Regions from separate parts of the Homo sapiens genome. Here all the other regions are linked to region 1. Evidence: read pairs that join two places in POLR2A ChIA-PET (ENCODE). Cell type or tissue: MCF 10A. All regions are shown on one strand. Each heading gives the region's core, and the rest is flanking DNA. Links, peaks and the distances in the headings are about the cores only. Region 1 has its middle 55 kb from the start of LINC01523. Region 2 holds the start of LOC124904921 (a long non-coding RNA gene). Region 3 overlaps LOC124904921 (a long non-coding RNA gene). Region 4 has its middle 24 kb from the start of SULF2.

Region 1 (8,077 bases), core at 2,090-6,089:
TATTGCCCGATGGCTGGACTACTCACCTACATGGAGTTGGGGGTAAGGGGTCAGCTGAATGCACACATCTTGATTCCACCCCCTCAGCTGGGCATGTGACGTAAGCATTATACACACCTCCAAATTGCTCCACCTTAGCTGAGAGCATGTCTTTCTTAACTTTGGAAACCCTAGAGCTGATAGTTGCATACTGGTCATTTAGTAATAACTCACTTAGTGAATAAATGAATGAATTTATTGACCCATGTGGTCTAGGACTAGAATGTAAACTTAATGAGAGCAGCAGTCATGTTTGTTTTTCCTCATTACAACCCCAGTGCCTAGCACAGTGTGTGGCACCCAGTAGACAGCTAATGAAAGTTATGGAATAAACAACCTGCAGGGCAGTCAGAGGATGGAGGTTGAGCACCTGGAATCAAGTCAGAGAGCAGGGTTGAATCCAGACCTCACCACTTTCTGGCTTTGTGACCCTGGGCAAGTTTCCTAAGGTCTCTATGCCTACTTTTTTCCCACCTGTAAACTGGGGATAATAAGAACACCAGATTAGAGAATAATTCCGGAAGATTTCACCAGAGAACACTTGTAAGGTACATAACCTATCGCATGGCACGTGGTAAGTGCCATAGAATTATTCACTATTATCACTTTCTTCTCCATAACCCAGCTTCCATGGCTGTAAACTTTTCTCTGTCTTGTTCACTGCTGTGTCTTCAGTATGCAGCACAGCACCTGGCATATAGTACATGCTCAGAAAATATTTGTTCAATGAGTGAATGGAATTCTGGAGACATACAAAATGAGGATGTTAAGGATTAGACCAAATAAAATCCACCATTCTAGAATTCTGTGGATTGAAATTCTAAGAGCTACTCAATGAATGTGTTGAGTTGAAAGTATTTCTTTGGTTAAATGGTAACTCTCCCCCTCCCCCATTTGTCTGAATGCCCAGATGTTGACGCACTGGGAGAATTTTGGGAGGGCACAAAACCTGTACAGGAGCCACTTCTTTCACTTTCGGGCAACTCTCCTGAGAGACCAAAATCTACCCTACAAAATCCTATATCAACCCTTTGCTTTGTCATTCCAGTTGCGATAGGCGGGAGAGAAATGTTCCGTTTTAATTCTGTGGAAGGTAAAGCAAAGCAATACCCTGGGATACTTGTAACAGTCCAAAACATTCCTGAAATAAAACATTGGTTCTCAAGAGTGCAGGAAATCTTCCATTTTCTTAACATGTGGGAAATCATTTAAAGGCAGCCATCTTGCCGCTTAATTTTGAACTTCCATTAGCCTTTAATAAGAAGATAATCAGTCACTGCAGATCTTGTCTTCCCTACCTCCATAGGAAATAGTCCTCCTGCCATTCAGAGAGAAAAACTATTTATTACATCTCAACTATGTACTTGTCAGACACCTTTCTATGCACTGGGGATGGGAATGTGAAAGTAAAGCTAATTCTTTTTTCGAAGACCCTCAGAATCACACAAAAGCCAAGGTCATGTGTAATGTGTGGCAGATGCTGTTGGTACCCTGCCCGCCTCTCCTAGGTACTCACTGTTCCTATAAATAAATGCCAGTGACATCTACTGTGAGCACCTGCGGCTCTCCGCCTAAGAACTTTCTTTGGTTGTTGGAGTGTGCTCAGCCTGTGTGTGGGGCAGGCTGGAGGTGCCAGAGAGTTAATGCCCCAGGGACAGCCCCTAATCAGTGATGGAAGTGAGCTGGTGGCTCAAAATCCCAGTTTCTTTGCCCTTTGAGTGGGATAATTCACCATGTTCTTCACAGCCTTCAACCTGAACTGCCTATTCTAGAACGTCGTGCCTATTAAGTCACCTTGGATGGTTTCCTTTCTTTTTCACATCTCAATTTCCTATTCCCCTACTGTTCCTTTTATGGCTCCCAAATAAATGACTTTCACTCAAATTTGTCTTCATGCCTGCCTCTGAGAGAACCCTACATAAGACAATCAGTATGGCTCTTCCTACTCAAGGGACGAAAATCTCAGCTCAAGGTTGCTTGAATAAAAGGATTGCTTGAATCATGCTGTGATTCACAGGAAAGCCCGGGGGACATATTGGCTTCAGGTATGGCTAGATTGAAGCACTTAATCGTGTGAACACTGAGTTTCTCTCTAATTCTGAGGTTTTCTTTCTGTTGTATTTGTTTCTTTCTCAAGTTCTATTCTGTGGTCCTAGGAAGTTTCAGTCTCTTCCTTTGGTTCAAAGGAATTGCCTGAGAATTAGCTTCACATTTTGTCAAAGTCTTTTCCAATAGCTCACATAGCAATTCTGAGTTTTGCTCTAATTTTGATTTCCTATCTATTCATTCCTTATGAATGGATTTTCCTTTATGTCCTTTAGCATACCTATAACAGCTACTATAAAATCTTTGCTAATTTGAACATATGAGTTATCTTCAGATAAGTCTCTATTCTTATTTTTTTATGTTGAGTCTTTGTCATATTTTCCTGCAATTTTGCATTATATCCAGAATATTGTGACCAATACAGTAATTCTTGATTCCGTTGTTTTCCTGTGAAGACTGTTGATTTTTTGAGCAAGTGACTAAAGTGGCTGAACTCAAATTGAAAAGATCTTGCGTTCAGTTACTAAAGGTAAAAGAAAAAAAAATGAAAAGGTTTGTGTTTCCTGGAGTGGGAAATAGCTCAAATTTCAGTTCAATTCTGTGGCAACCCTAGCTGGGCTACTTGTAGTCTGCCTACACATATGTGGTTTAGGGACCAGCTAGACATTTGAAAAGTTTATACATAAAATTTGGGGCTCCCTGTCTCTGATGTCTCTCTGCATTTGTAATTTCCCTGCTCCATTCCAGTGGCTATGGTTTCCCAGAGCCTGGTCCTCTGGTTCTTCAAGTGGGTGAGATGACTGATTTTTAGTTGGAGTTTTAGTTGTCCCTCTTTTGCAGACTGAAACCTCCTCTCAGGTGAAAATCTGTCCAAGCATCAACTCCCCTCCCATATCTGTCTGCCTTTCTTCATTGTCCTGTGCTTTCAGGTCGTTGTTTTTAAAATTTTGTCCAGAGTTTATAGCTGTTGTATGTGAGAGGACTCGCCTCCCAGAGGCTTACTTGGCCATAAAAGAAGCATAAGGCCTAGTCTCAAGATTCATTCTGATTGGACCAGCTTAGGTCACATGACTATACCTGGACCAATCACTGTAATCAGAGTAATGATATATACCAATTGGTGAGGGCTTCATTCTTGAGGCCAAGGGACGGGCCACACCAGGTCATGTGAACTGGAAATTGGGAAGGTAAACATCCACAAAAGCTAATAACGTTGAAAGAAAAGAGAATGGATACTGGTCAAGAGACTACAAAGTGCTCTGGATGTGTTTGCAGATGTTCAGCATATATTAGCATTTGTCCAGTGATGGACGTCTGACCACTGCTCTCGTAGGGTCTGAGAGAAGACATCTCAGAAGAGGGATCACTCAAGTAGGGCCTGGAAGCTCAGATCAGGAGCTGTCAGTCAAGGATCGAGGACAAAGCATGCAGTCTAGGAAAAAGCATGATATTTTCTACCTCAACCTGTCAGATTCCTTTTAAACATGGCTTTACAGCTCACACTCATGAATCTTCTTTCCACGTTTTTGCTTCACCTAAGACCATGATATTTGAAAAAAATAGAAAAGAAAGGAATAAATAAACCTCTGAGGCAGGATGAGTCAGAATGACTTCATTGTCTCTCCTCTCAGTTCCATATATTGAAAAGAGGATGAACAACACCCTTTGCATTTCCAGATGTGGAATATTTTGCTGTATCAATTTGTGTTCTCTCCTCTGTGATGACAACTCTTATGATTTATGATAAACAAATTACAACTTAATGTACCAGGTAGGATTATCTGATCCCGATTACTGCTGTGAGTAATAGTGCTCCCAGTCACAGACATCTGAACAGACGTGCATGTACTTTTCTCCCACGTGGTAGTCTGGGCGATAGCTCAAGGCTGGCATGTGGGCACTAGTTGACCAAGCACCCAGGGACCTGATTTCTTCATTCGGGTTTCCCTGCCAGGTGTGGCTTCTATTCTCAGGAACAGTACATGGTCCAAGATGGCAGCTCCAGCTCTAGCCTCAGCCCCAGACGTGTTGCCCCCCAAGCAACCAGAATGAAAGAAGGTATGAAGTCAAAAAGGCTCAAAGCATCAGGTTTCTTTTCAAGGAACATTCCAAGAAGCTGTCACACCTCACTTCCACTTACACCCTATTAACTCTGTTAAATTAAATAAGTAGGAGGTCATTAGCCTGAGGCTTTCTCTGTACTTTGAGTTCTTCCATAAAGCTCTGCAACCTAACTTAGTATATAAACAAACTGAAACCTAATTTAGGAGTGTAGATTTTTTGTAACAGATACCCAGATCTCAGCCAATCACCAGCTGCCAAGTTTCAGCCAATCAGAAACTGCTGAGCTTCAGCCAATCAGAAGTAGCCAACAGGTCAGACCATGTCCAAATAAGGCAAATGCCTAGGTGTAATCAATCAAGTTAATTTTCTACTTTATTTATATCTTCTGTCTATAAACACTTGCTCTCCACCTTGCTGAGTTGAGCCCTCAGAATGTCTTCAGGTTCTGAGTGCTGCCTGATTCTTGAATTGTTCTTTGTCCAAATAACCTCTGTTAAATTAACTTTGTCTACAGGTTTTTTTTTTTAATGCCTTCAAAGCCAGGGAGAGCTGCAGCATGTTTTTTGGATGACTTCAATATTAAAAAAGATTCCTGAATACTGCGTAGTACTGTTGGCGCTATTGCTTCCACCACTATGACTACTACTGGGATAATGATTGTTGTGCTAGATACACCTCTAAGCACTTAACACGTTGAATCCTCTTAACAGCTCCAGCATGTAGATACTATTATTGTTATTCCAAGTTACAGAGGAGGAAATGGGAGCAGGGAGAGGATAGGTAACTTGCCCACAGCCATGCAGCTGGTAAGTGTCAAAGAAAGGATTCAAACCCAAATAGTCTTGTTTTAGAGAGTACACTCTAAAACACTACTTGCTATAATTACTGCAAACACTATCTGATTGGAAATTCCTTTGATTTATTTAGGAGTTTTGATCCAGTAGTTTTTTTCCCCCACAGGTCTTTTAATTTAATTAATATAAAGTATATTATGAGTATTTTCAAATACACACGAAGTATAGGAGAAAGTGTAAGAAACTTCCATTTATTTACCCATTACCCAGCTTTAACATGCGTGGTAAATCTCATTTCATCTCTATGTCACCTTATACTAGTTTATTTTCTTTTGGATTATTTTGAGGCCTAGACCTTGTATCATTTTTATCATAATACTTTAGTATGTGTCTCTAAAAGCGAAAGACTCCATATTAAAACACAAATATAATACCAGTATCTTGCCTACAAATAATAAGCAATAATTCTTTTAATATTATCAAATATCTAGTCAACGTTCAAATTTTCCTGATTATCTCATAAACTTTTCTTGAGCTACTTTTTAAAATAAAGATTCAATGAAGGCCCATACTTTGTTTCTTCCATCTGTTGTTAGTCTGTAACTTTCCTAACATCCTGTGTGTGTGTGTGTGTGTGTGTGTGTGTGTGTGTGTGTGTGTACATTTATTTCATGTTCTGATGAAAACTTCGTGTCTTATAATGGATCCTTCTTCAAAAGTTTGGGGGAAAAAAACCTGCTCTAGAGAATTTGAACACTGCTTTTTTTTTTTTTTCCATAGCCAATTGGATTACTTCCCCCTTGCAAACTTCTCTGACTCAGATGTCATGAAAATCCTGGCCCAGGAGTCCTGTCTGACTCACAGGGACCAGGAAATTCTACCCCTCTCTAGGGGACAAGGAGGGATTTGTGTGATTTTAGGGAGCAGATGATGCTGTGGAAAATACTACAGGCCTCAACTCTTCCCCTAGTTATAAAGTCTGCTGACTCCAAAGTGTGCCCCATCTGCTCTTCCTTTGATTCTAGGGGCAGACATAATTACATAAAGTAGGACATTGATCTTTTTGCATTTTTAAAGCCAGAGTCATGTCTGGGAAAGCCAAGTCTGCCGTATCTGTAATAACCACCTTAAAAATGCAGGAAGGAGAAGGGACGTGCATGGAGTTGAAAAGTGTCGAATGCAAAGCAAGTCAGTAATTATGGCACAGAGTGAGGGCAGTAAATGTGCCTGATTATGCAAATCCAGGTGGAATGTGGATGCCAGTGGTGTTCTCATCTCCAGTTAAGAGGGTGGCTGTCAGCACGAGAGTCCTGGACTGAGGGAGTAGGAGAGAGGGGCCAGGCCAGAAGGGGCAGGAGCCCCGGAAGCTGGATGTGGTCCTGGGTGGGCACAGCCTCAAGCAGTGAGGGCCCTGCATCCAGGGACAGCTAGGTATGGAGGGTGTGCAGGGGCCCCCAGATGGAAATAAAGCCCCACCAGCATCTGGCAGGCCACCCAGGTGAGTAGACTGGGGCCCCAGGTAGGAGGCACCTGAGGCTGGGAAGATGCTTCCCAAATTGTGATCTGCCTGTCCGTGGTGGCTCATGAAATGAGTTAGACAGCAAGAAAAATCTTGCTATCTGATGGTTATGGGTGTATTTGAATGTTATTTCACTGAAACACAGGGGACTGGTGATGGGTGTGAGCTCTGCAGCTTGAATGCCTGGGCTTGAATCCTGACTCTGCCATGGACTTTTCAGCTGCGTGACTCAGCCCTGCTGTGCCTCAGTTTCCTCACCTATTATTATATGCATATGCATATAATAATAGACCTACCTCCAAGAGCTGTGGGGAGAAATCAATAATGAGCTAGGAAAGTGTCTGAAATGTAGCAAGAAGTCGATAGATACCAGTGGTTATTGTTGTTGTTCAGAGAGGTAGTTGAGAATTTAGACTCTGGAGTTGGACAATAGCGAGTCAGGTCTCACCTCCCTGGTTTTCTAGCTGTGAGGCCTTGGATAACCTCTTTGTGCCTCATTGTCATCATCTGTAAAATGGTGACAATAATAATATCTTCCTCATAGGGCTGTGGTAAAGATTAGACAAGCGACCGTATGGAAAGCCCTTAGAGCTATGGATGGCCCATGGTAAGTGCTCAGTCAATATGCACAGCCATCATTAGTATTACTAGTTCTTAGTAGCAGGCTACATTATACAAATGATCCAACTTTTATAGTCCATTTGAAAAAAAAACATGTTAAGTAATCGTAGAGGTATTATCCAGGAGTGGCAGAGAAACTGTTCTTATGGTAGGCTAGCCCTGAAGTTTGGGACATAGAAAAGCAGGCACATTTGAAGACCTAGCTGGTAGTTCATATCAAGGATGTAGGTAAAACATTTGTCTATGAAAGCACCATGTCTCAGTTATCTAGAGCCACATAATAAACAACCACAAACTAGTGGTTCAAAACAACAAACATTTCATTATCTTTCATGGTTCTGTGGGGTAACTGGGCTCCGCTGGGCAGTTCTTCTGGCTGCTTATTTTCAGCTGGTGCTGCAACCAGAGAAAGGGAGGAGCTAAGAAGACACCCAGGGTTGTAGCCAGAGTAACTGGAATGGTGACATTTCCGTTTGCTGAAATGGGGTAGACTGTGAGAAGAATAATTTTGGGGCCTGAGGTTGAACAAGAGTTCAGCTTTGTTAAGATCATGTTTGAGGAGTCCAGTGGGCAGTTGGATATACAAGTAGAGATCTCAGGAAGAAGTTGGGGTAGGACTGAAATATTTTAGAACGCTCAGCATAGAATGAGTATGTAAAGGCTTCAGTCAGGATGCGATCGCCTGGGGAGTAGGAGGCCTAGGAAGACACAGATGTGGAAACTGAAGCAAAGGGGTTCAAGGAATTGCCTTGTCCACAGACTGTTGTGGAGGAAGCTGCACTTTGAGTTCAGGACGTCTGGGCTCTCTCCCAAATGATGACCGAAAGGCAGTTGGGCCAGGATGCCTGAGGATGTCGGAAACTCATGCGCTTCTGAAGGCTCTTCTCAACTAGCAGCAAACCCACAGATGAGCTGGTGTCTCTGTGTTCCAGGCCAGGGAGAATGTCTTCAAATACCTCTTATTCCTTCCTGGGTGGATATCTAATCTGATATG
Region 2 (8,077 bases), core at 658-4,657, 130 kb before region 1:
CAGCACTTTGGGAGGCCGAGGTGGGCAGATTGTCTGGGGTCAGGAGTTCAAGACCAGCTTGGCCAACATGGCCAACATGATGAAACCCCATCTCTACTAAAAATACAAAATTAGCTGGGTGTGGTGGCACATGCCTGTGGTCCCAGGTACTCGGGAAGCTGAGGCACGAGAATTGCTTGAACCCGGGAGTCAGAGGTTGCAGTGAGCTGAGATCGCACCACTACACTCCAGTTAGGAAACTAACAGAAGTCTTGGAAATTTTGACGATAAAAATTGCATTTAACTGGAAATAAATAAGGTAGTCTACCCAGGAAAGTGTGTATGTAATATAGGTAATGGGATGACCGGCTTTAATGCAGTTGACTCAGCTAGCATTTCTACTGTACTGGGTGGAACGGTGTCCCCCCGCCCCAATTCATGCCAATCCAGAAACTCAGAATGTGACCTTATGTGGAATTGGGGACCTTGCAGCTGCAGATAGTTAAGATGAGGGTGTAATACTTAGATTAGGGTGGACCCTAATCCAATGATTGGTATCCTTCTAAGAAGAGAAAGTGGGGGCCAGGCATGGTCGCTCATGCCTGTAAACCCAACACTTGGGAGACCAAGATGGGTGGATCACTTGAGGTCAGGAGTTTGAGACCAGCCTGGCCAACATGGTGAAATCCCACCTCTATTAAAAATATAAAAAGTAGCTGGGCTTGGTGGTGTGCACCTGTAATCCCAGCTACTAGGGAGGCTGAGGCAGGAGAATCACTTGAATCCAGGAGGCAGAGATTGCAGTGAGCCAAGATTGCGCCATTGCACTCCAGCTTGGGTGACAGAACGGGACTCTCTCACAAAAAAAAAAAAAAAAAAAAAAGAGACAGAGAGAGTGGGGACGTAGAGATACAGGGAAGAAGTTCATGTGAAGGAGGAGACAGAGATCAGAGTGATGCTTCTGGCAGCCACCAGCAGCTGGAAAGACCCTCCCTGGAGCCTTTGGAGGAGTGTGGCCCTGCTGGCACCTTGATTTTGGACTTCTGGCCTCCGGAACTATGAGAGAGTCAATTACTGCTGTTCTGAGTCACCCAGTTCATGGTTATTGTTATAACTGCTCTAGGAAATGGATATGCCCATCAATGAGTTGGGGCGGCGGGGGGGGCGGGGGGTCACTCCTCTTCTCCCAGGGTGAATGAGTGATGGTGACAGTGGAAAGAGATGTCCCCACGGTGACACCAGAGCAGGAATCTCAGCCCAGGCCCCAAATCAGAGATTCTGATTTAATGGTTCAGTGATAGATCCAGGCCTGGGTATTTTTTTTTTTAAAAACAAGTTTATTGAGGTATAATTTGCATACCATAAAATTCACCCATCTTAAGTGTACCATTGAATGATTTTTAAATGTCCCAAGTTGTGCAACCATTACTGTCATCTGGTTTTGGAACATTTTCAGCATCCCAGTTCCATCCCTTACGGGCATGGGTGGTTTTCAAAGCTGCCTAGGTGGCTCCAGCCTGCGCCAGGGCTGAGAACTCCCGCTCCCTGGGGAGTCCTGGGGGAAAAGGAGAGTGGTATAAGGTTTCCCCAGAGGTGCTCAGGACTAGTTGACCCTGAAATAAATGTGTAGGTAACTTCAAAACATGCCAGTAGGCATCCACAGAAGCAGTTTTGGTTGCGGTGGTGGGGAGAGGGTGGGAGGCCGGCTGCCGAGGTGCATGAAAGCCCATCTGGGCTGTGGACAGTGTCTGGGGAGGGGGTGACGAGGGAGGTGCTGGTCCCATTTCCACCTGGCTGGAGAGAGCACTGTGTCCACTCCCCAGTGCATACATCCTATCTGCCCTGGAAGTTAGGGTGGGGGGATGGGAGATGGGAACTGGGGTTGCTAGCAGGGAGTCAGTGGGTGTGAGGAGGCCCAGCCTGGCCCCTGCATGGCCCAGAGTCAGGTATGTGAGGCTCACTGTTCCAGAGGAGTGAAGCACCACCCCCAAGAACACATAGTAAGGCTAACACAGGGGAGAAGAGGACCCAGGGCTTTGACTCTTTTATTTATTTATTTATTTTTGAGATGGAGTCTTGCTCTGTCGCCCAGGGTGGAGTGCAGGGGTGTGATCTCGGCTCCCTGCAACCTCCGACTTCCTGGTTCAAGCAATTCTGCCTCAGCCTCCCAAGTAGCTGGGATTACAGGCACACGCCACCACGCCCAGCTAATTTTTGTATTTTTAGTAGAGATGGGGTTTCGCCATGTTGGCCAGGCTGGTCTCAAACTCCTGACCTCAAGTGATCTGCCCACCTCGGCCTCCCAAAGTACTGGGGTTACAGGCGTGAGCCACCGCCCCCGGCCTCTACTCTTGTTCCACCTTGGCGCAGCTCCCTGAGCCCTGTACAACCCTGGACAGAGGCTGGGGCCAGCTTGGTCCTGATCAGCACCCAGGGCCGGTCTCTGCTGGGCTCCTGCTGGAGCATTTCCTTGCCTGCCTTCCAGCAAGACCTTGCCTTGCCACGTGAGTCTGACCTGAGCAGTGTCTTCTGTCCGTCACAGCCTGGTCCTCTGCCAGGACTTGATGGAATCGCTGCCCACTTGGCACCCAGGTCTGTCCTCACCCTGCGATGGCTCTTGGGTGACTCATCAATTTGTGCTTATATCCGGTCGTCTGTGGCTCTGGCAGGTCCTGGTACCCACAAGGGCTGGGCTGCCAACCAGGCTTGCAGCAGAGGCCTCTGGGGTGAGCCTGGCTTATCCTAGTCGGTTCCCCTTCACCTCAGAGCGAGTGATTTATGAGTATCACAGCTACTGCTGATTGAATATTCACTGCACATATATGGGACGTCAGCTCTGAGTAGCAGATCCTTGTCGGTAAACGGACTCCCAGATCTCCCCCAGCCTTGGATCCTTTCAGGACCACTGCGTGGATCACATGTGAGTGTGAATGTAGAACAGAAGGATAAGGCATTTTCTTCTTCATTAATCATATTCCATGCTAGCAACCTTCCAGAAGTTTCCCCTGTGGCTAAGGAATATGTAACAGGTACTGGCTGTTTGCAGCTGCATTCACTCAGGGTCATAAGGCATCACACGCCTGGCTATTGGAGTTCTCAGCCGGTGGTGTCTGTTTAGGCGATTAGTGAATTAAGGGCTTGTTTCTTTGACTTCAACAAGGGACCACATCCCAGTGGGCAACTAACAGACACTATTTGGGATGGATGGCCACAGGCTCTCTGTGTCAGCGGTGAAGACCCCCAAACAGGCATTGTTCTTGGGTTATCCACAGGCTGAGTTCTGACCCTGCAGTGTCACTGCAGAGCAGGGAGCCAGCCTCCCCGGGAGGACAGGCTGACAGGGAAGACACCTGAGCTGCTTTGTAGGGGAGCTGCTGTCCTGGTAGAGAAGGGGCTGCTTTGTGTTTTGTGTTTTTTTTTTTTTTGTTGTTGTTGTTTTTTTTTTTTTTTTTTTTTTTTTTTGAGTCTTGCTTTGTCGCCCGGGCTGGAGTGCAGTGGTGCGATCTCGGCTGACTGCAACCTCCGCCTCCTGGGTTCAAGTGATTCTCCTGCCTCAGCCTCCTGAGTAGCTGGGATTACAGGCGCCTGCCACCACGCCCAGCTAATTTTTTGTATTTTTAGTAGAGATGGGGTTTCACCCCGTTGGCCAGGCTGGTCTCAAACTCCTGACCTCGTGATTTGCCCACCTCGGCCTCCCAAAGTGCTGGGATTACAGGTATGAGCCACTGTGCCCAGCCTGCTTTGTGTTTTGGAGGCTGCCTGCATGGGTTCCAGGAGGGTGTTTTGATCAAGGTGACTTGAGGGTGCAGCAGCCTTGGACATCTTTGGTGACATGTTCATTTATCCACTCATTTGAAAAATCTGTTTAAAGTTGCCACCAAGTCACAGTAACTGTATCAAGACCCCAAGGCCCAAAAAGGTGACTTTCGTGACCCCTTGCTCCCAGGGGGCCTAGAGTCTAGTGAGCAAAAAAGATACAAGTGAGCTCCACAGAGTTTGTGACAGAAAGTCTTGTATTTTCCACCACCTACCTCCTTTTTCCCTTTGATTGGTTTGGGTGGTCACGTACCCAGCTCAAGATCACTGAAGCCAGTGGTCCTCGAAGTGTTGTCCCTGGACTGGCAGCATCTGCATCACCGGGGAACTTGTTAGAAATGCCAAATCTTGGGCCCCATCCCAGTCCCACTGAATCGGAAACTCTGTGGGTGGGGCCCAGCCATCCCTGCTTTAACTAGCACCGCTTACCCTGCGCCAGTCATATGCGTGGGCACTTGACTGCTTCTTGCCAATGAGATGTCAGGAAGTATTTGCTGGGTTTTGGGGAAGTCACTTTCTTCCTGTTAAAAAGGCCAGAATCTTGGAAGGAGGGGGCCTGCCTCATGCCCCCTTCCTGCTGCTCTATGTGTGGTCCTGAGCGCACATATGCATGGCATTGAAGAGTCAACGTATGGCCAGGAAGGGCAATGTCACTGTCACCAATCGGCTGAGCCTGACTGAGCAGAAAAGACCAGCCCAGGGAGTTCTTATTAACAAGACAGCAAATGCTTTCATAACATTGCTACTTGTAGCCAAGAGCACCCCCAACTGATCCAAGTTCATGAGGTTGATAATGATGTAGGTATGACCAGAACATCTCCCTGGCTTATTATGATGTTGCATAAGTCCTTTTCTTGCTCTGTATCTTTGTGACATCTGTAGTTCAAAAACCTTGGCCAGACCAACTTACACCCTTTACGATGGCTACTGTCAAAAACCAGAAAATCACAAGTGTTGGTGAGGCTATGGGGAAATTAGAACTCTTGTACACTGTTGGTGGGAACGTAAAACCTTTGGGTGCAGCCACTGTGGAAAACAATATGGCAGTTCCTCAAAAAATTGAACATAGAATCACCATATGATCCAGCCATCCCGCTTCTAGGTATGTACCCCGAAGAACTGAAAAACAGGGACTTGAAGAGAGATTTGTCTCCCATGCTCATAGCAGCGTTATTCACAATAGCCAAAAGGTGAAAGCAACTCAAGTGTCTATAAATGAATGTTTAAGATGGTAAATTTTATGTTTGTATATTGTATCATAACTCAACATTTTTTTCCATGTCCATAGAAATGAAATAATAAACTTCTTTAAAATTAAACTTTTTTTTTTTTTTAAGAAACATGGCTGGGCCTGGTGGCTCACACCTGTAATCCCAGCACTTTGGGAGGAGGCCAAGGCCGGTGGATCACTTGAGCTCAGGAGTTTGAGCATGGGCAACATGGCAAAACCCTGTCTCTGCCAAAAGCAAAACAAAACCATAGGTTAACTGGGTATGGGTGCACGTGCCTGTAGTTCCAGCCACTTGGGAGGCTGAGCTGGGAGGATCGCTTGAGCCCAGGAGGTCAAGGCTGCAGTGAGCCATGATTGTGCCACTGTGCTCCAGCCTGGGCGACAGAGTGAGACCCTGTCTCAAAAGATAAACAAGTAAATAAAAATAAAAAAAGAAAAAAGAAACATACATACACGACTCTTAAAATCCACACCCTTTCCCTCATTTATGTCTGCAGGGCGATGGTCACTGTTGTTCTTGCCTCTCCTCTGAGTTCCGGTCTCATTTATCCAACAGACATCTTGACATCTCCACCTGGATGTTTTGAAGGCAACTCAAGCCAGTGTGCCTGGGTCTGAACTCCTGACCTTCCTTCCCAAACCTGCTCCTCCTGCTGTGTTTGCCTTTGGAGTGACTGCCACTTCTATCCATTATAAGTCAGAAATCACCTCCTCCTCAATCTCCTTCCCTGGCTTAATCCATTTCAAATTCCTTGTGATTGTCCTTCCTAAATACCTGCCAAGGGCGGCCACCCCTCCAGTCACCTCTGACAACTGCAGTGGTACCCGACCCAGCTCCCTGTGCAGACCAGGGCACCGCCCACATCCACGTTTCACGACAGGAGCCAGAGTGAGCTTTTCCAACTGCAGATCTGATTGATTTCATTCTAGTTTCACTGTCAGCAATCAATGCCATATGAAAATATTTCACAGAAAAATCCAACCCCTCCCATTATAAATTGCCATGCAGGCTTCTTCTGGGTTGATTTCTCATCTAGTTATAAGGGCCAAGCTGTCTTCTGGGTCTCTTTGGACTGAGTCTCTCAGGTTTGGGGTCTGACCTTGAGGGTGGGTGGGACAGATGTCACTGATGGTTGATGCCTTAGTTTGGGTTGTCCCAGGTGCAGATTCCGAGACAAGAATTTGAGAGCAAGTAGTTTATTTGAGAGGTGACCTCAGGAAGCTCTGGCAGGGCTTTAGGAAGCGCAACAGGAAAGGGAGGAGGCCAATTCAGGGCGTAGTATTCAGCCAGCTGGTGCAGAGGACAGCTGGAGTTCAGTCCCATGGAGAAATCACACACAATAGAGGAATCCCAGGAGCGAGGGACAGGCGGTATTTATACACCAACTCCTATGAGTTATTACTTGGGGGTTGTTGGAGGTGAGTGTTAATCCCCTGGCACCTCCCACCTGCCACAGGTGTGGGTAGAGTGGACTGCTGAGGTCATGGACAAAAGCCTGCAGGCAAAAAGAAGAAGATATTGGCAGTTAGAAGTGGCTCTGAGCCTGCTGGAGGGTTCCAGGGCTATGTGGAGGGCACGAACAGCATCTGCTCCCCTGGGGATGATGACAGGTGACACTGGGTGACTCAGATCTTCTTGCCATAACATGGAGACACATGGTTAGAAAGCCAGTCCATTGTCTCAAGGAGAAGAGTCCCAGTTTGGTGCTAATAATCTTAACACCTTTCCAACACTGTTCATCTCCATCTGGAACCAAGAAAGAGCCAGCCTTGGGCCTAGTGTCTTTGGTAGGCCGTCGTATGTACCTACCTGCAATTGATGATGTTGCTTTGGTTTCTACTTAATGTTTTCCAATAAACTTAAGCATATAAAGTTTGCTGTTGAAATAAATTTATATAGTTAAAAAATAAATTGATCTTTAAAGTGTTCAATGCCATCCCAGGCTGCCCTCCATGAGACAGGTGGCAGGCAATGCCTAAATCAAGGGGACATAGTGCACGCTCTGCCATGGGCATCTCAGGCCTCTGCCCTCTGGGTTCCAGCCCCTCTCTAACCTGGTTCTCACTTCTCCCTGTCCACTCTATCCACCAAAGCCGCCTTCTCGCTCCCACTAAGTACGTTCTTGGCTCTGGCTTTGTTCCCACCCCACCCCTCTTCCCTCCTTTCTTTTCAATGTCCTGCTCATGCTCGGAGGCCTGACTCCAACACCACCCCCCCCACCCCACCTGAGTCCCCGACCACCCCCTGCAACACACTCCCAGTGGGAGCTGAGGGCTTCCTGCTGGGGCCACCCCCACTCCAGGATTATTTCATGCTGGTGCTCTGCTATTGACTGTTGACAGGTGGGTCCCCCACCAGCCCCGGTGCTTTGTGGGAACAGAGTCCTGGCCCTCTCTGAGCCTGGCCTGGTGCTGTCTCAGAAGAGCCCATGGTCTGTGCTGAGCCAGTGCAAGAGCAGAGTGGACCGCAGCTTCCTCCTCCACGGCACTCCCGAAGCCCCTCGGGTGACTCCGGCCAACCAGGTGTTCCAGCAGAGAGAAGGAGGATTATGGGTGTGACTGTGGCCCTTGTCCTTCCACGGCTCAGGCCGCACTGTGGGAGCTGGTCGCCTTTTAGCCTTTTAGCACTGGTCCATCCGTTTCTTTCCATTGCCCCGTGGAGTCTGTGGCCTTTTCTCCGGGTTCTGACTGAGACCAGAGTCCAGCCTGCCTGGGGGCAGTTGTACACTGCCTTGAGTGCCTGGTGACAGGGTGACAGCACTGCCAGCGTCTCTGGGTTGGGTTTGGGGAGGCACCAGAGGCCTGAGCAGACGGCTGGGGTTGGTTATGGCTGCTGGGAAGGGCACAAAGCCAGGAGTGGGTGGGGCAGGGAGACCATGAGGAGCCTGTGCAGCCCGTTTTGTCTCAGCAGAGGGGCGAGTCCCAGTAGCTTCCCCGGGCCAGGGCGTCAGCTGAGTCCTGGCAGTGCAGGCAGCCCCCAAGCTGGGCATCTGGGCAGCAGGGAGGGGGGGGAGCTTCAGGGAGGACGCGGTGGGTAGCACGTGTCTCAGG
Region 3 (5,450 bases), core at 1,029-5,028, 140 kb before region 1:
TTTAGTAACTGTCCGAAGATCACACAGTTATAAGTGGTGGATCCTGTGAAGCCAAGAAGCCTTAGCTCCCGGCTCATGCTCTTAAATCCTAGGATGTTTTTACTTTTCAACCTAGCATCTCCTTTCTCTGATATGATCCTCCATGGTAGAGTTGTCAGACTTAACAAATAAATATAGACATCCACGGGGAGGAAGTTAGTACTAAAAAATCATTCATTTTTAAATCTGAAATTCAAATCGGATCTCCTGACTGGGTTTGGAGCTCTAGGCTCCTCCCCATAACCTCTGTTAGCCACGCCAATCAAGTTAGAGCCTAAATAAATCAGAAAAACCTTGCACTTGCTTTTCCAAGTCAGGTGCTGGCCCTACCTTTGGCATCACTGATAAGGCTGAACAGCTCCCACCTTCTTTGCCCTGGGACAGAATGTCAGGCTTCACCATCATAGACCGAAAAATAATGGAGACCCCTCTCCTTCCGCCTCATCTCTGCAGAAGGACATATATATCATTTAGAATTTTCTAGTAGTGGCATTAGAAAGTAAAAAGAAACAGGTGAGGGCCGGGCACAGTGGCTCACGCCTGTAATCCCAGCAGTATGGAAGGCCGAGGTGGGCGGATCACTTGAGTTCAGGAGTTCCAGACCAGCATGGGCAACATGGTGAAACTCCATCTTTACAAGAAATACAAAAATTAGGCTGGGCATAGTGGCATGTGCCTGTGGTCCCAGCTACTCGGGAGGCTCATGTGGGAGGATCACTTTGAGCCTGGGAGGTGAAGGCTGCAGTGAGCCATGATTGTTCCACTGTACTCCAGCCTGGGTGACAGTCAGACCCTGTCTGAAAAAAGCAGGTGAAATTAATTTTAATATTAATAATATAGTTTACTTAACCTAGTATATCCAAAATCGATCTCTTCAACATGTAATCAATATAAAATTAATGAGATATTTTTACATTATTTTTTCTTACTAAGTTTTGTAATCTGGTGTACATTCTAAACTTACAGCACATCTCAATTGGGACCAGCCACATGTGGCTCAGGGGTCCCATGCTGGACAGTGCAACTCTGGCAGGTTCTGCGGTCAATGGCTGTTTCCACCGGGTCATTTCATGTAATCCTCCTGACAATCTTTCAAGCAAACTGATGCTCAGAGAGATAAAGGGTCTTGCCTATAGTCAAAAACTTGGCCAGTGGGATTTCAACCCTTTTGATGCTGTCCCTGGTTTGGGGACATGTACCCCACTGCAGAAGCAATTTTCTTACTGAATCCTCAGGGCCCCTTGGTGGTGCTTCTGGGGCCTGGGGTGGTGGAGGGAGGCCCAGGAATGGGATCTGCCTCCCTCCTACTTTTTATGTTGGGTTCTGGAGAATATTTCAGGGGTGGGGAAATTTCCACGGCAAAAAAAGTCTAAAAAAAACCCCACTGCATTACCACACTGTGCCCTTAGGTCCTCGAGTTCCTGAACATGGCTCTCCCATACCCATAAGGATCCTGCCCACAATGTTTCACTCCATCCTTCTCTGCTCGTCAGGTAACCCCAGTCAGAGAGGGGATGCTTACAATCCCTTCTTCTGGGGCTGTGGGCCTGGCGGACACGTGGCATTTGCTTATCTTTTTGGATATGTTGTTTCCATTGTTGCTGGACATTACCAAACATGGTAACGTCTATGTTGGCCCCTTATCCTTCCTTAAGTAGACGGGGACAGATCTTGTGTGTGCATGCATGTGTACCTGTGTGTCCGAGCATGTATGTGTGTGTTCATTGTAGGCAGGTGCTATGGGTCATGCGTTTTAGTCTGGACTTACTGGCTCAGACACCCATGAGGTCAGAGGGTCTGCAAAGCTCCTCTGGCCGTGTTTCTTCCCCATAATTCCCAGCAAACTCCCTGGTCCTCTGGGTTCAAGGCCTCAGCCTGTTTTCCAGGTCCTTCCAGGCCGGTGGGGACCGCAGGCCCCGTTACGGAGCTTGGAGCTCAGTGTCTGCCTGGGATACATGAGGGGCCCCGAGGGCTCACATGTCCCCCAGCCTGGGAAGTCACTCAGCCGGGCCTCGGTGGGGCTCAGCAGAATCCTGGGCACCCCCACGGCCTCCTGATACTCCAGCCCCTGCCGCCTCCACCCACACGGAGACAGCTTTTCTCCTCCCACATCCCTCATCCCCCATGACATCTCTTGGTATGATCCTGACCATCCTAGCTGGACAATCAAGCTTTTCAAGCTCCTCATGCCGCCCCATTCTCCCCAGCATTGTTGATTTAACCTCAGGGGGACCTTTCTCTTGACGCCTCCATGCCTCGTTTCTTCCCTCTGCAGATTCTTTGGCAGCCCTTTTGTGCAGAACAGCCATCCGGTTCTATCTCCCTTGCAAGGCCGGAGTTGCTGTTTTATTCCCTTGACTCATATATAACAATAAAAAAAATCATTCTTGCTATGTGTTTCTTTATCTCCATCAAGTGGTTGAAACTCAATCTGATTGTCCGAGCACTTCTGGCTGGATTTGGGTTGGAGTCGATGGGATTTTATGAGGGTTGTAAAAGTCAAGCTTTTAACATGTCTCAAACAAATTGGCGTGTAAAGGAGAAACGTTAGAAGAAGGAACATGGCTGCAGACGGGAGGCTTGGGAATGCTAGCCGTAGTACTGGGGCACAGGTGGCTTTAATAATGCACACAAGTTTGGCTGTAAGTTGCTTCTACAAGAGCAGAAGAGGCTGCAGAACCACTCTCAGGAGGTTGAGATCAAACTTCTCGGCTCCTGAGTGCACACAGTTTTGCATGGCTTTTAAAATACAGATTCCAGGATCATCCATAACAATATAAACCTGTGGTTAATTCTGCTGAATTTTCATTTAGACCCAAGCTGTGTTGTCAGTAGAAATGCAATTGCGTTAGAGAAAAACTGTTTATATTTCTTGAGATACTGTGATAATGAAAAACAGTACCATAAACCCCCATTAAGTAAGAAGAACATTAATTGTATTTCATGCTGCCTCCCTGGGCCAGCACGCTGACACAGACATGCTTTACTTCAGCAAAACACGGCTAATCTTTGCAGCACGGTACCCATTTTCCCCTTTAATTATACATAATTGTATAGTCTAATTTATTCTAACGCCTGACGCCGAAAAGTGCACATTTATGAATCAAGGGTTAGTTTGGGAGGGAGGAGAATTATAAACGGGTATAATTGCAGTCTCCTGGGGGCTGCTTATGAGTGATTTCAAAGAATGATGATGTTTATTCTGAATTCTTACCAGTGAAAGACAGTAGGGCTGCCTCCAGTTAAGATACTGTTCTAAGAACGCAGATAACAGGACAATTTGTCTAGTTGCTTACCACACTAGTGGTTTTCCTTTGGATAAGCAGGCAAGAAAGATTAAAGATGTGGGTTCCACATATTTTGTGATGTGATGAAATCCAGGCACACAGACAGCATCAGCAAATGTGCAATTGAATATTAAAATGAGTAATGTGGCCCCAGGCAGCACAGCTGCAGATCTCTGTGGACAAGGGAGAGTGCTTGGAACTCTGTTGGATGATAGTTTTCTCAGGGGGAAAAGCAGGATCCATTTGACCATTAGTGCAATTCACTTTAGGGCTCTCTCTGGAACAGTGCATCTAGTTTTGCAATCGTATTTCAGAAAAATCACCTTTAAGCTTTGATCATAATTAATTAATCAATTATGATGAATGTTGATGGTGATTTAGTAAAAGTGGAATGATGACTTAGGGCCCCCCCAGGGCTGAGGTTTCTAACGAACCTAGGCTCTGCCTCCACTGTCTGGCCCCTCCTTGGCTGATCTTCCCGGGCCTCAGTTTCATCTTAAGAATGAGGATAATATCGAGGACATTGCTGGCTGTCATGTGGATTAAGTGAGATTGATAAAGGTAAAACGCACACACAACGCCTGGCTGGAAGGTACACAATGAGTGTTCACTAAATCAGAATTGGAAACATGCTGTCTTGTGCTCCTGAGAGAGATACTCCTTCATGGTCTGCAAAGCCAGACTTTGAAATCCAGGGCAGTTGAGGCAATGATGCCAAAGGAAACCAGATCACGCCACTCTTCAGCCTAAAATCTCCTCCTCTTAGATGGAGACGCGATCCTGCTCCTGCCTGGCACTCCAACATCTTTCGCTGCTGTCTTGCTTCCATTTTTATTATGACAATTTCACATGGAAAAGTTGAAAGAATAGTACAGTGGACACACTTATACTCTCCACCTAGAATCAACAGTTGCTAATATTTTGCCATGTGTGCTTTATAAGTTGCAGAAACATTTGAGAGGTGGTTGCAGACATGATGACACATTACCCCTCAGGACTTGGGCAGGCATCTCCTAAGAATCAGTTGTTTTCCCAGGTGACCTCCCTATTATTATCACACCAAAGGAAAGGAACAGTAATTCCGTAATCACTCCCTTGCTCACAGAGACACAAAGGTATCTTTCACTTTGTTCCTCAAGCCTTTTCCTGCCTCAGGGCCTTTGCACTTTCTGTGGCCTCTCCCTGGCATCTCTCTCCCCAGATTGTGCTCCAAAAACTCTTTCTCATTACTTGGGTTTCAGCATAATGTCACCCCTTGGGAGAGTTTGTCCCTGTCTGTTTCACCTAAAAATGCTTCCCAATCACTCTATCCTCCCTCCCCATTTTAGCGTCTTCCTATGACATACCACTATCTGAAATTCTGGTTTTATTTTCTGTCTGTGACTGCGGTCTATGTCCCCCTCCCCACTCCCCACCCACACTACCTGCAGGAGAGCAGGGGCCGTGGCCATTTGTTCACTGTTGTAGCTGCAGTGCCCAGAACACTGTCTTGCATGGAGTAGACACTCGACAGATATTTGTTAAATGAAGGAATGAATATCCCATATGTGATGTTTTCAAACAGAAGAGGTGGTAAAATGGAGGGACTGGACCCTAGTTTTTAGAGATAAATCCACACAGCTTCAATCCCAGTGCTACCACGCACCAACTGTGTGTTACTGTGGGCCTGTGTTCCTTAAACTCACCTGCCAAATAGGGACAATGACAATCATCTCTCCACCTTCTAGGACTGTTGCGAGTTATTAATGAGCTTATATACCAAGAGCGTAGAACAGAATCTGGCATCTAACGCCAACCTTTCATAAGCACTTACGATTAATGTTGAATAGGCTGGCCAGAGGCCCATGATTTTAAGCACCACTGGCTGTTCACAGGCTCACACAGAAACTGTCTCCAAGCACAATGCCCCTGGGAGAACTTCTTGGAAGTGCTGATGCTGCCCTGTGTGAGACCAGCTAGGTCAACATTTGCCTGGAAAAAGCTCTGGTTGTTTACAGCAGGCATCTGGGCTGATGAGTCAGGGCCTGTGGTTAGACATTTTGATTCTCACCCCTGAGACCAGCCCTTGGAAGCTCACACAGGAGCCGAGGCAGGGAACCTGGAGAGAAGAGGACAAACAGAGAC
Region 4 (8,077 bases), core at 2,292-6,291, 120 kb before region 1:
CGATGGAATTTACAAAGCACCTACTAATCGCAGAACCCTGGGCTAAGGAGAAGAGTGAAGAAACAGAGCTCATCCTCAGTGGGCCCATGGCTGGTGGGAGAAACACACGGACATAAATGGCACGCAGGATGCAGTGGGTTGGTGCGGTGAGAAAGGTCGCAGGGTCCAGAGAACGGAGAGGGTCAGAGAAGTCTTTTTAGGAGGGATTGTATGTGAGTCAGCTTGCTATTGGCTGCAAGTGACTGAAACCCCTAATGAATCTGGCTTACGCAGTGAGGGAGTATGTTATCTCCCATAACAGAGGTGGACTTCAGGGTGGGTTGATTCAGTGGCTCTGCAACACCACCAGTCTCCCTCGCCTGTTGTGGGATGTCACAATGTGGCTGCCACCAGCAACTGGCACATGTCTTCTTGTCCAGGTGAAGCAGGAAATTTTACCCGACCCCTTCACAGGTGGGACCTGGAGTATCGGAAGCTGGAGCTACCCGGCCACTTCGGTGCCAGCAGGGCAAACTCCACTCACTGTTGTGCTCAACCCCTTGTGGGAGGGAGCATGTAGATGAGCGGGTTCAGGAGCTGCGGCGAGTGCCTTTGGGCGCTGGCAGGAGCAAACTCTGTGCTGGCCCCACAGCAGCGTCTAAGGGAGGGGGGTACCTGCAAACCCGGAAACCCCAGAGGACGGGCGTCACAGTGCTCTTTTAGCTTTGCTGTCCGCGGATGGCTTAAGTGTTAAACAGCTCAGTGGGCCCTCTGCCTTTTTGCATGAGGTTGTTTCTCTCCACCAGCGAGAGCAGACGGTCAGTGTGACAGCCTTTAGTGTCCACACCTGTGGCACCTGAGCTCTTATTTTGCATCCAGGAAAAATCAGGTCGCATGAACGAATTGGACGGTGGTGAATATGGAGGATTTTATTGCCGATGAAAGGGGAGATGGAAAAGGGATAGAGCGGGAAGATAATCTTTCCCCGCTGGGGAACATTCTCTTCATCCTCTTCGAAGCAACACTGTCAAGCCGTCCCTCTGAAGTCAAGCTGCTTCTCTCCAACGTCCAGCTACTTCTCCTCTTCTCTGCTGGAGAAGCCTGGGGTTTTTATGGCACAGGATGGGGGGTGGGGCGTGTCATGTGTGGTTTTGGAAAGGCAACATTCAAGTCAGAAAACAGGAATCCGTGTTCTCACTTCGGGCCATGGTTCCAGGTTTGAGGGTAGGACCCTTGCTGGGGACCGCCCTCTTCTGCCCAGAGTTTCTCTGCCTCCTGTCCCTATCACAGGTCCCCTGGCATTGAGAGAGAAATCACTCCTTCAAGTGTGGGATGTACTCCTTGTCTTCAGTACAATTGGCCATCTTGGCCCATGTGTCCCTTCCGGGACCACTGACAATCACCAGGAGATTGCTGAATGTAGTAACTGTAGACTAATTGGGATGACCCTGAAGCTGAGGACCACGTCAGCATCCCCTGAACCAAGGGGCTGCATGGGGAACAGGTAGACACCAGGACAAAGTCAGGCTTCTGTCAGGAGGAGGAACGTGAAGAAGGATATTGGTTAGGCAGCCGTCTGAGCAGGGCTTTGGTGGAGTGGTGTGCTTTTAGACTAGCAGAGATGACAACAATTACTTTTTGCGTGCTACTCACTGAAATTAGAGCTTTCAATGCAGAGTAGAATCTTCTCTGTGCAACTCCCTTAACTCACTCCCCTGATGCTTCCAAGCCCTCCGTTCCTCTGTAAGTAGAGGGACAAGCCCACAGCTTGGGGCTATCTGCCACTCTCTGAAATGCCCATCGTGTTCTCTGCCTGCTGAAATTCAGGGGTTTGTTTCCAAACCTGTTTACTCTGGATATACCTGGCATTGCAATTGCAAAACTTAGTAAACATAGCAAACGGATAATTAGGAGGGGAAAAAGAAAGGGAGTTGCTGTTTTTATGAACACCAAGTTGAATTGTCTGGAAAGATCTCTTAAGGGCAAAAAGCTGAAAAAGAGATCAGAAAAATATTGAGAACTGCCCAGTAATTGCCCAATATAATAGTCATTGCTGCAGGCAGGGCACCATGGCTCATGCCTGTAATCCCAGAACTTTGGGAGGCTGAGGCCAGAGGATCACTTGAGCCCAGGAATTCAAGACCAGCTTGGGCAATGTAGGGAGATTCTGTCTCTACTTAAAAAAAAAAAAAAAATTAGCTGGGTGTGGTATGCACAACCGTAGTCCCAACTACTTGGGAGGCTGAGATGGGAAGATTTCTTGAGCCTGGGGATTCGAGGCTGCAGTGAGCTATGAATGTGCCACTATACTCCAGCCTGGGTGGGAGAGCCTGTAATCTCAGCACTTTGGGAGGCTGAGGGGAGCAGATCACTTGAGAGGTCAGGAGTTTGAGACCAGCCTTGCCAACATGGTGAAACCCCAACTCTACTAATAATCCAAAAAAAATTAGCCAGATATGGTGGCACCCACCTGTAGCTCCAGCTACTTAGGAGGCTGAGGCATGAGAATCGCATGAACCTAGGAGGCAGAGGTTGCAGTGAGCCGAGATCGTGCCACTGCACTCCAGCCTGGGCAACAAAGAGACTCTGTCTCAAAAAAAAAAAAAAGGGTTGAAAGAAATAGTCATTGCTGCATGTGACTACTGAGCACATTAAATGTGGCTGATGTGACTGGACGTGGTGGCTCACACCTGCAATCTCAGTACTTTGGGAGGCCGAGATGAGAGAATAGCTTGAGGCCAAGAGTTTGAGACCAGCCTGGTCAACATAGCAGGACCCCCATCTCTAATTTTATTTAATTTTATTTATTTATTTATTTTGAGACTGAGTTTCTCTCTTGTTGCCCAGGCTGGAGAGCAATGGCATGATAGCGGCTCACCACAACCTCCGCCTCCGGGTTCAAGTGATTCTCCTGCCTCAGCCTCCCAAGTAGCTGGGATTACAGGCATGTGCCACCACACCCAGCTAATTTTTTGTATTTTTATTTTTTTTTTAGTAGAGACAGGGTTTCTCCATGTTGGTCAGGCTGCTCTCGAATTCACAACCTCAGGTGATCAGCCTGCCTCAGCCTCCCAAAGTGCTGGGATTACAGGCTTGAGCCACCGCGCCCGGCCTCCATCTCTAACTTAAAAAATATTTTTTAAAAATGTGGCTGATGTGACTGAGAAGTTGAATTTTTAATTTTGTTCAATTTTAATTAATTTAAATGATTAAAAACTGATATGTGATTCAGTTATTGGAAAGCTTTTAAATATGTTTGGGGATAGTTGTTTATGTGAATCTACTTTTTCAGCTGTCAAATTTCTAAAATCGAAATAGAAGTCAAGTATATCTGATAAACATGGAGGTGCACTGGAAGGGTAAAACTCACACCAGAGTTTGAAGACTTAGAATGAAAAATGTAAATGACCTTCATTTTTACATTTATTGTATGTTGAAATAATATTTTAGGTATGTTGGGTTAAATAAAATATATCATTGAAATTAATTTATTCTGTTTCTTTTTAGTTTTTTTTTCCTAATGCGGTTACTGAAACATTTTAAATTATGTTTGTGATTCACATTCTATTTCTACTGGACAATGCTGGTGTGGAAGGATCCTGCACCCGGATTGCGTGGCAAGTGTTTTCATACCCTCATTCCACTTCAAAGAAGCCAAAACTGAACATTGTAGAATTATATAAAGAACAAAGACAATGGGAGAATCCAACAGCAGGCCCACATTATGAAGAAAGTCATTAGCCCTGGCATGAAAATATTCGTCAATTATAGGAGAGTTGCATGTTTTCTTTTAACTGTATAAAGCTGTGAGTGTAAACGGGTTTTTTTTTTTTTTGGATTCCCCACCCACTTTAGCATATTTAGCTTTCTTAATGAGCCCGCTGCTGGTCCCAGCTGTGCTGGGTTTTCTGGACAGTTTCTCCTGGTTTTATGGCAGCCCTTGGAGGTCAGGGCAGTTATGACGATTCTCACTCTGGAGCTGGGGAAACAGGCTCAGGGAGGGCGCGCGACAGGCTGAGGGTCCCACAGGCAGTGAGCAGAGAAATAAGGAGCGGCCAGCGGGGGTGCCAGCCTCTGTGCCCTGGGATTCTCTTCTGCATTTTGTGTTCATCGCCTGGCCCTGGTGGCTGTACCTTCCTTCCCCTCCATGGGCCACAGCTCTGGCTCTCATAAGAGGATGGCCCTGGGGCTCCTGGATCTGCCTTGCCTCAACAGAGAGCTGGTTGTGTCTGGAGTGCAGGTGTCCGGAAGCCCAGCTCCCTGCCCTGAGGCAGGACAAGGAGTGGCTGTGACTCACACCCTGGGCTGGATTCCCCTGCAGGGTGGGCTGAAGCCTGCCTCCCTCCCTAAGGGGCTTGGCTTAAGGCCGCACCCTGGCCCGGCTTCCTGCTCTTCCTGATCCCCTCTCCCTACCCCTTTCTCGTCTTCTCTGGTGCAGATCCTAGATCCAGTCCTTGCATGAAGGTCCTCCTCTCAGGATCTGCTTCAACGGTACCTGACATAAAATAGGTGCATGGGACGGTGGGAGAGGAGCATTCAGAAACACGCTGGGGCTCCATACTGCATGCTTTTCAGACACTGGGGCGCTGGGAATGCACCCCTTGTTGCAAACCTCACCTTCAATTCCTGCCCCATGTAAAGCCTTAGGGAACCCCCACTCAGCGGACCCCTTCCCAGATGGGTCCAGTCCAGCATCCCCTCTGCCCTCGGAGGTTCCCAGCACTCTTGGGGGAAGAATAGTCTGAGAGATGCTGTCCTGCTTGGAGAGTAGCCCAGCCTCTGCCGGTGGTTTCTCGAAGCCCTGCTCTTTGTCTTGGGCCAAAGTGTCTCCTCCTGCTAATTCCCTCCTAGAAATCTCCTTTCGAATGTCCCTCTTTCATGTTAGGGTGGTGACTGGTGGCTTTCATAGAGATTTCCACACTCTCTTTAGAACAAATTGGTTCCAACACTTCTAACTGTGGGAATGCAGCCAAAATTCTGAGAGCCCTGGAAAAGTCTGGTTCACTGGATTCACTGTCTCAGAAGAGGACTTTTTCCTGGAAAGAGGCATCTGGAGCAATATTGGTATCAGGGCTGTCACTGAGGCCCCTTTTCTGTCAAGAGCACCATCAGTGGGCAGTGGTCAGTGGTGTGGGCCTGGTGCTGGCCAGGGGTCCTGGAAGTGGCTCCGCTGTCCTGCAGCCATGGGCCCAGGGAGCATTGATTCTGCCCAGCCCGGCTCTGTTCATCTGTGAGCTGAATCCCAATAGCATCGTTGAGCTCAGTGAGGATTAAGCAAGTTCATGCACCCGGAGAGCTCAGAACTGCAGTCCCCGGCCCGCAGTAAGTGCTGTGTGTGTCAGCCCATCGTCGTCCGCTGGTGCCGGTCAGGGTCACAGATGAGCCTTGTCAAAATGCAGCCCGGGATCAGGGCTTTGGGCTTAGGAAGTGAGATTTCTGTAGGAGCGCTTTGAGATTTAGCCTGTAATGAGCAGCTTTGCTTCTAATCGCTCTTGAGAGACAAGCCATCAAACATTGGTTATCCCTAAACTGAGAGCAGAAAGGGCTGAGGGGAGGAACAATGGCCCTGGCTCCCCCTGCCATGCACCCACTCTGCCAGCTGATGACAGACGCAGACGGATGGAGGACGTTCCAAAGTCGAGGCTCAGGGCTGCTGCCTTTTCTCCTTCTGCTTCTTAATTTAAAAAAATTTATCCTAGAGTCTCCGTTACTATAGATTCCCTGACAGTCTGCTGTGGGCTAATCTTCAGGATAAAGCATCACCTTTTTTGAGTGTTTTTCTCCTTCAGGTTTTTCTCTTTTATCTTGAAACCAGGAAGAAACCTATGCTCTCATTCAATGCTGGAAAATGCATCCCTTGCTCATTTTTAAACCTTTTCATCTTCCCTTCATTTTCTGCCTAAATGTCTCAATTGTGTTTATCTTTCTCTTTCAGGGATGGCAGATGCTTAAGTACATGCAGGCTGTGAAGTGAGTTGTAAATAAGATATTGTTATTAGGACTATCCCTGATAAGAAAGGCATGTCCTCTGCACCTCTAATCCTGGGCCACTGCTATGCATCCCCACTTAGATGACCGACTGCAGTCGCTCAGAGCAATTGTAGAGGATGGCAAGGAATCAACCTATTTGGATGAAGACGTTTTGTGGGCGGGCAGAGAAGAAAACTCTTGAGAGAAGGAAGCATTGCCAGGGGCATGGGAGCCTACAACTGCTGGTGCCTCAGTCCCATCTTTGACCAATTCATTCAACAAACATTTATCAAGGAATGTCTTTGTGCCAGACCCCATCCTAGGCATGGGGCATGCAAGAAGGACAGGTCCCTGTACCCATGGAACCCCCGTGCAGGAAGCAAAACAGGAAATGAACAATTAAACAAATACACAGTGTAATTTCAGATCATACTAAATGGTGGAAAATAAAGTGTGTTGATGTGATAGCAAGGGACTGGGGACTAGGGAGCGTCCGGGATTGCTGTCTGTTAGGAGATCATATTTGAGTTGAGACTCGAATGCAGAGAAGGAATCTACTGAGCGAAAACTAGTGGAAGAAGCACTTCTGTTCAACATAGCAGTGGAACTCCTAGTCAGAGCAATTAGGCAAGAACAATAAATAAAAGGCATCCAAATTGGAAAGGAAGAAGTAAAATTATCTCTGTACTCAAGTGACATGATCTTATATGCAGAAAACCCTAAAGATTCTACAAATCCCCCTGTTAGAACTAATAAGTGGATTTGACAAGTTGCAGGATATAAAATCAATGTGCAAAAATCAGTGAATATGAACAATTCAGAAAGAAAATTAAGAAAACAATTCAATTTACTATAGCATCAAAAAGAATAAAAGACAGGAATAAATTTGAAGAGGCAGAAGATTTGTACCAAAAACTATAAAAAACTATAAAAATTGCTGAAAAATTAAAGCAGACACAAATAAATGCAGACACCAGATGATGCTCATGAATCAGAGGACTTAATACTGGTAAAATGCCCTTACCTTCCAAAGCGATCTATAGATTCAATGCAACCCCTATCAAAATTCTAATTTTTTTGTGGAAATAGAAAAATTTATACTAAAATTCATATGGAACCTCAAGGCACCTCAAATAGCCAAAACAATCTTGAAAAAGAAGAATGGTTAGAGACATCACACTTCCTGATTTCAAAACTTACTGCAAAGCTACAGTAATCAAAACAGTATCATACTGACATAAAGATAGGTGTGTAGACCAAGGGAACAGTACAGACAGCCCAGAATTAAACCCTCACATGTAGGGCAGATGATCTTCGACAAAGATGCTAAGACCGCTCAATGGAGAAAGAACAGTCCCTTCAACAAATGGTGTTGCAAAAACTGTATATCTACATACAAAAGAACCTTTTATCATATATAAAAATTAACTCAAAATGGATAAAAAACCTAAACACAAACCTAAAACTGTAAAACTCCTAGAATAAAACATAAGAGAGAAGCTTCATGACATTGGATTTGGCAACGATTTATTGAATGTGAAACTAAAAGTGTAGACAGCAAAAGAAAAAATAGATACATTGGACTACAGCAATATTAAACACTTTGCATCTAAAGACACAGCAGAGTGAAAGGTAACCTATGAAATGGGAGAAAATGTTTGAAATATATATAAGGGGCTAATATCCAGGATATTAAAAACAAACTCCTACAACTCAACAACAAAAAAAGAAATAACCCTATTATAAAATGAGCAAAGGACTTGAATAAAGATTTCTCCAAAGAAGATATACAGATGGCCCATAAACACAAGAAAAGATGCTCAGCACCACTAATCATTAGAAAAATGCAAACCCAAACCACAATGAGATACCATCTCATGCTCATTAGGATGTCTACTATCAAGAAAACAGAAACTAACAAGTGTTGGTGTCGGTGTGGAAAAACTGGAACCCTTGTGCACTATTGATGGAAATGTCAATTGTATACCCCTATGGCTATACCCTATGGAATTATACCATAGGGGTATACCATGGGGGTATAATTGTATACCATAGGGGTTACCATGGGGGTATAATTGTATACTATAGGGGTATACCATGGGGGTATAATTGTATACCCATATGGAAA

The links. ChIA-PET counts read pairs that join two places held together with the same protein. Peaks named below come from ENCODE experiments on the same cell type or tissue, not always from the same donor. Only the 100,000 strongest peaks of a DNase experiment are listed, where the experiment ranks them.
Region 2: POLR2A ChIA-PET joins it to region 1 with 14 read pairs; 3 of 35 experiments call an interaction of 5 or more read pairs at or near these places.
Region 3: POLR2A ChIA-PET joins it to region 1 with 23 read pairs; 2 of 35 experiments call an interaction of 5 or more read pairs at or near these places.
Region 4: POLR2A ChIA-PET joins it to region 1 with 15 read pairs; 2 of 35 experiments call an interaction of 5 or more read pairs at or near these places.

The regions. Positions count from the first base shown.
Region 1 is chr20:47,923,753-47,931,829 of GRCh38, forward strand. No RefSeq gene overlaps it. Among named protein-coding and RNA genes, the nearest start is that of LINC01523, 55 kb to the right of the region's middle. In MCF 10A, for the core only: no CTCF peak of the experiment used is centred there; DNase peaks (open chromatin) are centred at 3,969, 4,369 and 5,789.
Region 2 is chr20:47,792,934-47,801,010 of GRCh38, forward strand. It overlaps LOC124904921 (a long non-coding RNA gene), which reads right to left and starts at 4,316. Exons shown (of 3, transcript XR_007067619.1): 1 at 4,225-4,316; 2 at 4,011-4,107. It overlaps LOC107985401 (a long non-coding RNA gene), which reads left to right. Exons shown (of 2, transcript XR_001754648.3): 2 at 5,524-6,938. RefSeq lists an enhancer at 7,294-7,913. In MCF 10A, for the core only: no CTCF peak of the experiment used is centred there; DNase peaks (open chromatin) are centred at 1,478 and 2,548.
Region 3 is chr20:47,786,931-47,792,380 of GRCh38, forward strand. LOC124904921 (a long non-coding RNA gene) reads right to left here. Exons shown (of 3, transcript XR_007067619.1): 3 at 410-486. LOC107985401 (a long non-coding RNA gene) reads left to right here and starts at 5,205. Exons shown (of 2, transcript XR_001754648.3): 1 at 5,205-5,450. In MCF 10A, for the core only: no CTCF peak of the experiment used is centred there; DNase peaks (open chromatin) are centred at 3,461 and 4,371.
Region 4 is chr20:47,805,591-47,813,667 of GRCh38, forward strand. No RefSeq gene overlaps it. Among named protein-coding and RNA genes, the nearest start is that of SULF2, 24 kb to the left of the region's middle. RefSeq lists enhancers at 3,434-4,015, 4,016-4,596. In MCF 10A, for the core only: no CTCF peak of the experiment used is centred there; DNase peaks (open chromatin) are centred at 4,251 and 4,941.